Linked DNA regions of Homo sapiens: region 2 is linked to region 1. Evidence: chromatin loops called from intact Hi-C (ENCODE). Cell type or tissue: dorsolateral prefrontal cortex. All regions are shown on one strand. Links, peaks and the distances in the headings refer to the core of each region. The heading gives the core; the rest is flanking DNA.

The links. A loop is a pair of places that touch in the nucleus more often than their neighbours do. Peaks named below come from ENCODE experiments on the same cell type or tissue, not always from the same donor. Only the 100,000 strongest peaks of a DNase experiment are listed, where the experiment ranks them.
Region 2: a loop joins it to region 1, with 2.7 times the contacts of the local background. A loop is called at or near these places in 2 of 110 quality-filtered maps.

The regions. Positions count from the first base shown.
Region 1 is chr13:42,039,592-42,044,974 of GRCh38, reverse strand. It overlaps a transcript of DGKH not described here. Among named protein-coding and RNA genes, the nearest start is that of DGKH, 6.4 kb to the left of the region's middle. RefSeq lists silencers at 3,881-3,990, 4,181-4,270, 4,291-4,850 and an enhancer at 5,001-5,170. In dorsolateral prefrontal cortex, for the core only: CTCF peaks have their summits at 2,857, 3,056 and 4,663; DNase peaks (open chromatin) are centred at 3,074, 3,840, 4,484 and 4,804; H3K4me3 peaks cover 2,696 bases; H3K27ac peaks cover 2,007 bases.
Region 2 is chr13:41,781,999-41,787,381 of GRCh38, reverse strand. VWA8 (von Willebrand factor A domain containing 8) reads left to right here. Exons shown (of 45, transcript NM_015058.2): 19 at 3,481-3,587. Among named protein-coding and RNA genes, the nearest start is that of VWA8, 180 kb to the left of the region's middle. In dorsolateral prefrontal cortex, for the core only: no CTCF peak of the experiment used is centred there; no DNase peak of the experiment used is centred there; H3K4me3 peaks cover 1,113 bases; H3K27ac peaks cover 1,774 bases.

The DNA of each region.
Region 1 (5,383 bases), core at 90-5,089:
TAAGGACTACTTTGTAAATACTTCCACATTTTTGAAGTGTTGGCTAGAATTCTAACTACCTATTTTCCCCCCAGTAAGGCTTGTTTGGCTAAATATCTTTCTACCCATCCATGCCCACCACTAAAGTATTTTTTAATTGATTAGAAATTTAGTTTATGCCTCTATTTCCACTGAAATTTGATTGCATTTCAAAGCTAGCATTAAAGAAAATACACAGAAACTTAGAATGCTAAAATTTATCTTCTTTAGGCCCAATGACTTCCCCAGAATGCTAAGGCTGATCGTTTATTTAAATGGTTCGCTTAACTAACTTCAGTTCATCTCCCAATCGTGTCGTAAAGTTCAGCAACAGCTCAACATGGCTGCGTTTTAAGAAAGAAGTGCTGGGGCGGGCGCAGTGGCTCACTCCTGTAATCCCAAAACTTTGGGAGGCCAAGGCGAACGGATCACGAGGTCAGGAGATCGAGACCATCCTGGCTAACAAGGTGAAACCCCGTGTCTACTAAAAATACAAAGAATTAGCCAGGCATGGTGGCACGCGCCTGTAATCCCAGCTACTTGGGAGGCTGAGGCAGGAGAATCCAGGAGGCGGAGGTTGCAGTGAGCCAAGATGGCGCCACTGCACTCCAGCCTGGGCAACAGAGTGAGTCTGTCTCAAAAAAAAAAGAAGAAGAAAAAGAAAAAAAAGAAAGAAGTGCTGTTCTCTTTACTGTTTGTCAGCATCAATTCCTGATACTGTGTTTACTCTTCTGCCTGAATAGTTCCACGCAGAATCACACCATCATGTTTTAGGTTCCATCAAAAATGAATGAGGAGAGGCCAGGTGCAGTGGCTCATGCCAGTAATCCCAGCACGTTAGGAGGCTGAGGTGGGCAGATCGCTTGAGCCCAGGAGTTCAAGGCCAGTCTGGGCAACATATCTAGAACTATAGGTGCGCACCACCACGCCCATCTATACAAGAAAATGCCAAAATTAGCCCGGCATGGGGGCAAGCACCTATAGGTCCCAGCTACTCGGGAGGCTGAGGTAGGAGAATTGCTTGAGCCCAGGAGGCAAAGGTTGCAGTGAGCTGAGAATCAGGCCCCTGCACTCCAGCCTGGGTGACACAGTGAGACACTGCCTCAAACAATGAGGAGAGTAAATGGTTACATGCATGCTATTGTTATATGTACATGCCCTTATGTTATCCCATAAGGGATAATGCAACAGGATCTGTTCATTATTGAACAGAATGAATATTAAGCGTATTCAATATTGTTCAGTATTGAACATTCCTTTTCATAAATGTAAATGAGCATACTTTTATGGTAAAGCATTAAGTTGCCTATATTTGAATTTAAAAAGCAAATTTTACATAACTCTGACCTGTAATCCTAGCTCTTTGGGATGCCATGTCAGGAGGATCTCTTAAGGCCACAAGTTTGAGACCAGCCTGGGCAGATCCCACCTCTACAAAAAAAATCCAAAATGAGCCCAGCATGGTGGCATGTGCCTGTAGTCCTAGCTACTCAGGAGGCTGAGACGGGAGGATCCCTCCTGGCTGCAGTGAGCTACGATCATACCACTGCACTCCAGCCTGGGCAACACAGCAAGCCCCTGTCTCAAAAAAAACAAAACAAAAAAGTTTTTAAATTAAAAAAAAACTTTGAAATGGAGTCCAAGTCAAAGCAGGTATTCCTAACCTGAGGTCTTTGAGGATCCACAGATTGGTCTTAAAGAAATCTGTGGTACTCTTGAAATTGTATTAAAATGTTTTACATATATATATACACACACACATCAATACATATATAAAGCATATGTATGTAACATATATGTCACATAAGTGCATGTTTGAGGGAAAAAGGGTCCATAGCTTTGATCAGATTCTTAAAGGGATTGCTGACCCCAAAAAAGGTCACAAATCCCCAATTTTGATGGATTTTGTGTCCCTTCAAAACATATTTAATCTGTCTCTCCACCCCCTTTTCCCCTTGCTCCAAATGCCTGAAAGGTTTAACATTTAAACACTACTTTTTTCCCTAATGTATCCCACATTTATCTTTATATGCCACTTTTTAGTAATTTGGATAAATTGTCTTTTTTAAGAAGTTAAATGAAAATTCCCTTCATTAGTTCTTCGATGGACTTGGTGATATCTGTACGACCACAGGGTTTAGAATAAAGTCGCTTGTAAAAAGTATTATTTTATGCCACATAGCCATGATCTCTGAATGTATTTTTTGTGACTTTCTGATTGTAAACCATTAACATATACGAAACAAGACATTCTGTTTAGTTAAGAACGTTAGCTTTCTGAGGTCAAGGATCTGTTTCTCTGTTGTTGGTAACTGCTATCCAACAGTCCCGGAACATAATAGGTGCGGAATGAAAATAGGTGCAGAGCAAATGAAAAGGCCTTCAGTGTTTAAAGAAAATAAACCTAATTTTTAAAAGATGGCTCTGCAGTCTGAATAAAGTATTGTAGTCCATTCACACATTTATGTTAGGGCTCTAGTTTTAGAGGCTCCAGTGCTAAGACTGGAAACTGAATATTTTCTGTGGAAAATAAATGAGCATTTTACTTGTCACTTTTGAGAAGAAAAAAAAATTATCTAATTTTCTAAATGTTAAGTAGTTCCGACATCAGCAGCCTAAAGCAAAACACATACACCCGGATATTTCCATTGTGATTGGTGTTGGCTTAAAGTATGCAGGTTCCTACAGGAAAGTTTAAAAGTAAAGTCACTGAATTTAGTTCTCAATGATCTTTGATTTAAACTTCAAAACTGGATTGTATTTTTAATTTGGAGACTAGCTTAAGCCCCTGTGATAACCACAATGGAAGAAACAAGAGCAGATGGGCAACCTGACGACATGTTCAAATTCACGAAAGCAAAGACAGCTGCAGATGCAGAGGGATCAGAGTCGAAGGACGCTTCTGAAAGGTCAGGAATCAGGCCGAGAAACGTACTCTGGGCAAAGGAGGTACTCTGGGCAAAGGAGCTGAGAGCGTATATACTAGAAAAGAAAAAGGACAGCCAACCCTGGCACCTGACCTAGCGGCTCTCAACAGGCAGAGGGCCGGCCTGAGCAGACTCGGAGAGTCCCTGGGAAAACAGCATCCGAACACGTTGACCGGAACATGGGTGAGGCCAGAAATTTCGGACGGGGCTTTTCAGACTGGCTCACAATGTCAACCAAGAAGGAGTAGCAAATATCGAGGCAGGGCGTGGAGAGTCAAAATTCGACGCCAGGGAAAAGGCAGCCCACACAGGCTTCCAGAGCTCTGAGTGAGAGGGGGATTCCGGGGTGGAATCCCTGGAGGGATGTGAGACGGTTCTGTTTGAATCGGAAGAGAGAAGGAAGTTGAGGGAGTTTGAGGGAACAAATCCAAAGCCCCCTGGTCTCTTCCTCCTTATCCTCGCACACTTAAGACACGCACACACACTACTCTTGGTTCCTAAAATTACTCAACCTCCGCGTTGCGTGTGCAGCGAAATCCCAGGCGAAAGCGAAGTCAGCTTTCTGCTTCGTCCCCGGCAAAACCCGTTGCACCCTCCAGACGCCCAAGCTTTAGCGGCTGGCAGGAGTCGGAGGCGTGGTTCTGGGCTCCGCGCCGCGCTCAGCCTCTCCAGGCGCGTGTCCCCGGGAACCTGCGCGCCCAGGTGACGACCAGGGCGCGGTCTCGACAGGGAAAACCGGGCTCCTCAGACTCCCCACGCTGACCGCGCAGCCTGGCTTCTCCTCTCCCCCGCCTACATTCCACGGTCTCAAAGCAAGTGAAAAGTTGAGGAGTCGGTGAAGCCGGGAAACGGTCCTCGCAGGGCCGTCGCCAGCGGTTTGCCAGCGGTTCCTCGGGGAGAGCCTCGATCAGCCGGACAAAGGCGCTCCAGGCGGCGCGCGAGGAGGAGCCCGGGCGGCGGAGGAAGCGCTAACCCGGCTGGGAAGCAGCTGGGGACCTCATCCCGGGCCATTTCCTGAACGGAACCCGGCCCGGGCGGGGGGAGCAAAGGAGAAGCGGGAGGGGGTGGGCGCGGGCGCGGTACCCACCGGTTCCTCCCACGCTGGGCTGCGGGCGCCGGGCGCGGGGCGCACGTGCTGAGGCTCCATCGCGCCAGCCCGCGCCCGCCGGCCGCCCGGGCGCGCAGACCCGGGTCCCCGCCGCCGCCGCTGCGCCGGGGCTCCTGGATGCGCTTCCCTCGCCGCGGTCCCTCTCGGCCGCCGCCGCCGCCGCCCCGGCTCCCCGCCCGGGGCCAGCCACCGGCCCACCCGCCGTCTCCGGCTTCCGCCGCGCTCTCCCGCCCCCGCGCCGGTCCCTTCCTCCTCCGCCGCCTCCTCCTTCTCCACGGTCCCGCTCCCCTGCGCGGCTCCGAGCGGTCCGCTCCCCGCCACCGCCGCAGCCTCCCACGGGCGCAGAATCCGCCCCTCGCTCCTTCCTCCGCCCCCGGCGCCCTCCCCTTTTCCTCCCCGCTACCCGCCCCTCCCCCCCGCCGCCCCTCCTCCCGGCGGGTGGCCCGGGACACACGTGACCCCCCTGTCAGGCCTTATAAGGCGCGGAACCGAAAGCGGCCGCCGGGTGGTCACGGGCACCGGGCGGCCGCGCGGAAAGGAGCGGCCTCCCCCGGGGCCGGGCGCGCGGAGAGCGGCGAGGAAAGCCCGGGCTGGGCTGGGCTAGGCTGGCCACCGCGCTGGCGACGGGAGCAGACGCGGGTCCCGGGAGACGCCTCCCAGCGCCCCTGTCTCTCGCTCTCGCCGTCTCCCGGTGCAGCCCGCACCCGCCTCCCTCCAAACGCTGGCGGCCCGCGCTGCAGGCGCCTCCCCTCCTGGGGGTGCTGAGGCTTGAGCGAAATCCCACTGGACAGTAACCGGCTTCAGCGGAGCGAAAACTCAGCCGCACTCCAGCTACGCTCCAGGGCAAGCTGCGCCGGGCACCGTTTCTTCCTTGTGACGTTCAAAAGAATGCAGATGGGTTACCAACTACAGGAGAGGTTAAACTTGAGGGCGTGCTTTTTAAATTCATTATCAACGTTTTCATGGAAAGAACCGGCTAAGGAGTCGATCTGTCTTCCAGTTTTATCCCTAGACTCAAATTAGGACATGGGCTGGCTCTCAGTGAGCACTCAGTAAACAGCAAGTCTCCTCCTGCCCTTTGAAAAAGCGTTTCGGATCATCTTGGCATTGTAAGCGATTTTCATCTAGTTCCAGTCCAAGTGTGACTGGCTTTACACAGGTTACTCCCCCTCCTGGACTTTCAGGTTCGTTCTTTCAGCATCTTTTCAGGGCCCTCAATCATGCCATCATGTCAAATGCATTCACAAATTTTAAAAACAAATCGTCAAGTCAAAAACACATAATTGATCTAGCCCGTCCCCAGCCCTCTAATTCTTCAGGATCCTGCAAA
Region 2 (5,383 bases), core at 254-5,253, 260 kb after region 1:
GATGCTGTTTATTTTAATTCCAGTTAAAATAAACAGTTAAACAGTTTTTGGTTTTCATCTACTTTGTTTTATATATTAGTTTGAAGAAATGAATCTGATTTTTTTAAGTTTGAAAAACACAAGTAAAATCTTAGAATATTTACTTCATTTCAGTACATACTAGATACAATTCCCCTCACCCTTAAGACTCACAATTGATACTAATTGATACTCTGAGAATTCCTGCTGTAAATCAACTTGTCTAATTTTGAGAAATGTACTTTTTCCAAATGTATTTCACCAGTGAATCTAGAATGCTGTTTTCTTTGCATGTTTACATTTTGAGGGTCAGCGATGTCCTATAAGATATGTTGGAGAAACTTTCCTAGGTTGATACAAACTAAAATAATAATCAGAATATGCATGCCCTCTTATTCATTCCATTTCCACCTGTATTGTCTTTTGTGGTACTTTTCTTCTGGATAGCCATAAATATAATTTTCAGTTTCGGGGAGATTTAGTTCTTCATTTAAAAGCTTTCTATTCTTCAATTAGAACACAATGAAAGATTTTCAATTTTTTAAAAATGTAAATACCTATTTTATTGAAGCAGCCAATGTGTGACTACTCTTTAAAAGGGACTGTTGTGGCTTTCTTTGTAGCAGATGCTTTTAATCATTAGGGCTGCACTGAGACAAGAATTTGGTATTGAGGAAATAAGATTTTTTTTAGAGTCAAATTATAAACTCAGCATACTGAGGGATCTGAATACAGATACGCAGAGTCAACTCAAAGAGAAGGAATAATATTGTATTCTCAATATTATTTGAGTGAGTCTATTAAATATCCAAAGAACGACTGTCATTCAGACTGCCGATTGTTTGGTCTTGGTTACTGGCTAGTGTTAGCAGTGCCCATCTAAGCCTCATGTAGGGGATAAGGAGCCTAAGTGAAGAGACTTTTTACTTGTCTGGTTCCATTCATCTTTAAGGCCATCTCTCTTATGAAGAATTCATTTAATTAACTCTCCGTGTTCACACAACAATCTTCTGATGAGGTACTGGCTTTCCATGCAGGTTCCCTTCAATTAATATGCTGGTTATGGCAACCAGTATATCATAGTCCATGTGAAAGTTACAGTTGTCATATAATATTTTGCAATTCTGATTTTACATCATTATATATATAGAGAAACCAGAATATGTATCTTTAATATTCTCCTGAAAGTTAGATTTGCCCTTAGTTGTGATGACAAAATCAGGTTTACAGCCTACTAGGCTGAGAAACTTGACAAATGTACCAAAATAATGCCATTCTGTGGGTTTCTTAGAAGATAGCTAGCCAACTTTCTCCCACAGAAGTGCTAGCATCACCATTCTCTGAGTGCATTTCCCTTTTTGAGGTTGACATTTTAACAATAAACATTGGATGAGTGAATAAACTTGTCCTTAAGCCGTAAATCTGCTGAGTGGATGTATTCCGTAAACTAAACCATAGATAGCATCAGATGCTGTTTGAATCTGAAATTATGTGTGTCATCTCAACATGCAACTAGATAGTAGATTCACTGCCATATCCCTGCTCTTTCTTTCCCTTTACAGTTTTATACTGGGTCTATTTCAGAGACCTAATGGTGGTAAATAAATAGTAAACTCTCAGTGTTACAGCTCATGGTTTTCCTTCCCTGTAGAACTTGTAAACAAAAGGAAAATGGCAAGGATCTATTGAAGGGCGAAGTTACTGTTAAGATCTACTGTGCTGTGTCAAATGTGTAGCACTCCACAGTGATTAAACAGGATGACAATTATTTTTAGCTCAGATTTGTTCACAGCACTCCATAGAAGCAAAAGTTGCTTTTCTCCATTGTCTTCCAAAACGCTTAGCACAAAAGTCGCATTCTAGTGGAGAAACAAACTGTAATTTTCTTACTTGAAGTAGAAAAAAAAAAAGATGGGTGAATTGTTTAAGGCGTTGTATATTTGCTTGCTAAGGTATTTCCACAGGTTGCAATGTTATTTGGAGTCAAAATATTAAATATATCCCATATGGTAGAAAGAATGTCAGACTAGACTAAATTGTTTTAAGCTCTACTCATATTAGCTGGGTGATTTTGAGCAAATTACATAGTGTATGTTCTTAGTATTCTCATTATTCTTTCCTCTTTGAATTGCATGAAGTCATATGAGAAAAAAATGAGGTGAAGCTTTAGCTTGGGATCTGGCACATAGAAGGTCCTTAATAAATGATAGCTTCTATCATTGTAATCATTAGTATTACTAAAATACCTACTACTATTAATGTTATTAATATTATTGAACTTGGAACATGTCAGTGAACATGTCATGCATATCTGGTTACTGTAGGGAATACATAGCAGATATGTTCCCTGATTTCAAGAGCTTTATTACTTAGTTTTCTGGCTTCCAGGAACTAATAATGTATTCTAGGTCAACCTATTTAAAGCAAATAAGGAACAATATAATAATTATTATTACAAAATAATTGCATAAGACAGTTTCCCAATCTGGCTGGGTATGAAAATCACCTGGGTGATTATTTGAAAATATAGGCCTCCTGGACCAACCTCGAAAATAGTAATTTTAAAATATTTATTTTGTTATGTTTTAGTGTGTGTGTGTGTATATATATATATATATATATATATGTGTGTGTATATATATATATATATATATATATATATATATGTATATGTATATGTATAAAGAGAGAGAGAGAGAGAGAGACAAGGTTGCACTCTGTTACCCAGGCTGGAGTACAGTGGTGCAATCATGGCTCACTGTAGCCTCAACCTCCAGGCTCAAGCAATCCTCCTGCCTCAGCCTCCTGAATAGCTGGGACTACAGGCGTATGCCATCAGGCCTGGATAATTTTTAAAATTTTTTGTAGAGACAGGGTCTCTCTGTGTTACCCAGGCTGGTCTTGAACCCCTAGGCTCAAGTGATCCTTCTGCCTTGGCCTCCTGAAATGCTGGTGACAGGCATGTGCCACTGCACTTGGCTGAAAATAGTAATTTAAGAGTTCTGTGGTAGGTTAGTTCATCTGTATTTTTGACTAGAGCTATAGGAGATTATCTTAAGGGGTTTCTAAATTGGTGCACACTAAAAGATAATATTCAAGGTACTTTGGAGCTTTTGAATTTAGGTGTATTTAACTTATGTATGTGTTATAGTTTCTGACCAAACAAGCTTGTGAAGGTGGCTTGACTGTATTCTGGTTTTTTGTTTTGTTTTTTTTTTTAGTTTCTCACAATTATATATATACTGTTTTCTATCTACATTGTTTTAAAGAAAATTTGTTACCTTTTGAAGCATTTTGTATCTAGAGCTGTGGTGTTTTATTACTACTCTCCAGCTTATTTCTTTAGATGTTAAATTAAAATCCACAGATATTACTGAAGCTGTATTGCATTCTGTGTTGGGTGGCTTGGCATCTCTGAGGACAGTGCTATGAATAATTATCCGTCCTGTGTGAAATGTTTAGGTGAAGTAACATCTGGAACTCTGAGGATTGGTGCTGTTAGTGCACCGATCTATAATGCACATGAGAAAATGAAAGTGCCTGATGTTCTTTTCTATGACAACATTCAGGTAAGAGTATTGCTTTGTGTTCTTGGATAAATCACTTAAATTGTGGTAGTACACTCCAATTCAAGTGAAATTGACATGTAATTATTTTTGTGATTTCCTAAATTTAATTTAGATGATGCAAAATGAAGTGTTGAACATCTTTTTTTTTTTTTTTTCTGTGATGCAGTCTCACTTTGTCACTCAGGCTGGAGTGCAGTAGCACGATCTCGGCTCACTGCAACCTCCACCTCCCAGGTTCAAGCGATTCTTCTACCTCAGCCTCCCGAGTAGCTGAGACTAGAGGCATGTGCCACCATGCCTGGCTAATTTTTGTATTTTCAGTAGAGACAGGGTTTCACCATATTGGCCAGGCTGGCCTCAAACTCCTGACCTCGTGATCCACCTGCTTCAGCCTCCCAAAGTGCTAGTATTACAGGCGTGAGCCACCATGTCTGGCCGAACAACTTTTATTAAGACATAAGACAGAAAACAGAAAATTTTTTCCAAAGGTACTTAAAAATTGGAGGAATGGTTGCTATGATTAGGGTAATAAATTTTATATATATTAAGTATATATATAAGTACATATATTAAGTATATTAAGTATATATATAAGTACATATATATAAAATATATACACATACACACATATAATTATATATGTAATTTTATATGCAATTTTTAAATTAAACATTTTAAAAACAAAGCAGAGCTATCATCCTCTTTTACTTGCTTGTTAAAGATTTCAGTAGTTCAGAGGGATATGTCCTATGCATCCTTTTTCTCATACTCTTCTTTTTCCTGCAAGTTTCTAGTATTTTTCTTTTCTTTCCTTTTCCTTTCTTTTTTAAAGGAGGAGGGTAGAGAATTCTCTCCTTGTAAACTAGCCAATAATTATGGACCTTCCACTAAGACATATAAGTTTGTATCTAGAAAGCTTTATTGTAGATGTTTACTTTAATAAGAATTTTTTTAGAGAAAATTACCTATAATATAAAAATGTTTTCTCTTCCAACTTTTCTGTCAAGTGGCTGTGTATTACTTTTATAGTAAAACAACTACTTAAAATTTTCTATAATATATTTTAAGTTATATTAACTTTATAGGTATCTAGACATATTATTCTTAATAAAAATCTTGGTTAAAAATTCTGAAATCTGTCAAAACTATATTTTTTATGTCGTAGAAAAGAGCATAACCTTGATTTGATTTTTATTCATTTTATAGCCAATTAACTAATGTTTTATTTTTCTTCTGGAGCATTAATGCTCTTGCACAATCAGTAAACAAATGAACAGAAAATAAAGCTACTTATAAGACACAAAAGTAGAAAGAAAACTTGCCTGTCAAAGGCAAAAACATGATTATGAGGAAAACATACTATTTCCAAGCACTGATAGTATTACACTCTATTCATATAGTGGAAAGGAACAAAGAGACAAAGAACAAAGAGACAAAGAGACAAAGAACAAAAGACAATTTGAAAAACTCCATGGTGGCAAAGATTGAAAAGACTTCACAGGATATAAGAATGTAGGAAATACAGTAGCAGCAAAGACCATTGTGCCCTTGAACACAATGTCTGTTGCCATGGTGTTTGTGACATGGACATTTAGGACTCAGGGCTGCCATGAACTTTACACAGTGGCCCTGAGGGACTTTTCTTAAGCTGTCTCCAAACGTACCTTCTCTTCTTAAAGCATTATGAATTAGCCATTAATGAAAACTTTTTAGCTGTACCAATTGTACGGACAGTAGCTTGATTAAATTTGCTTCCATTGTGTATATTATTACTTCCTTTTATGCTGTACTTCATC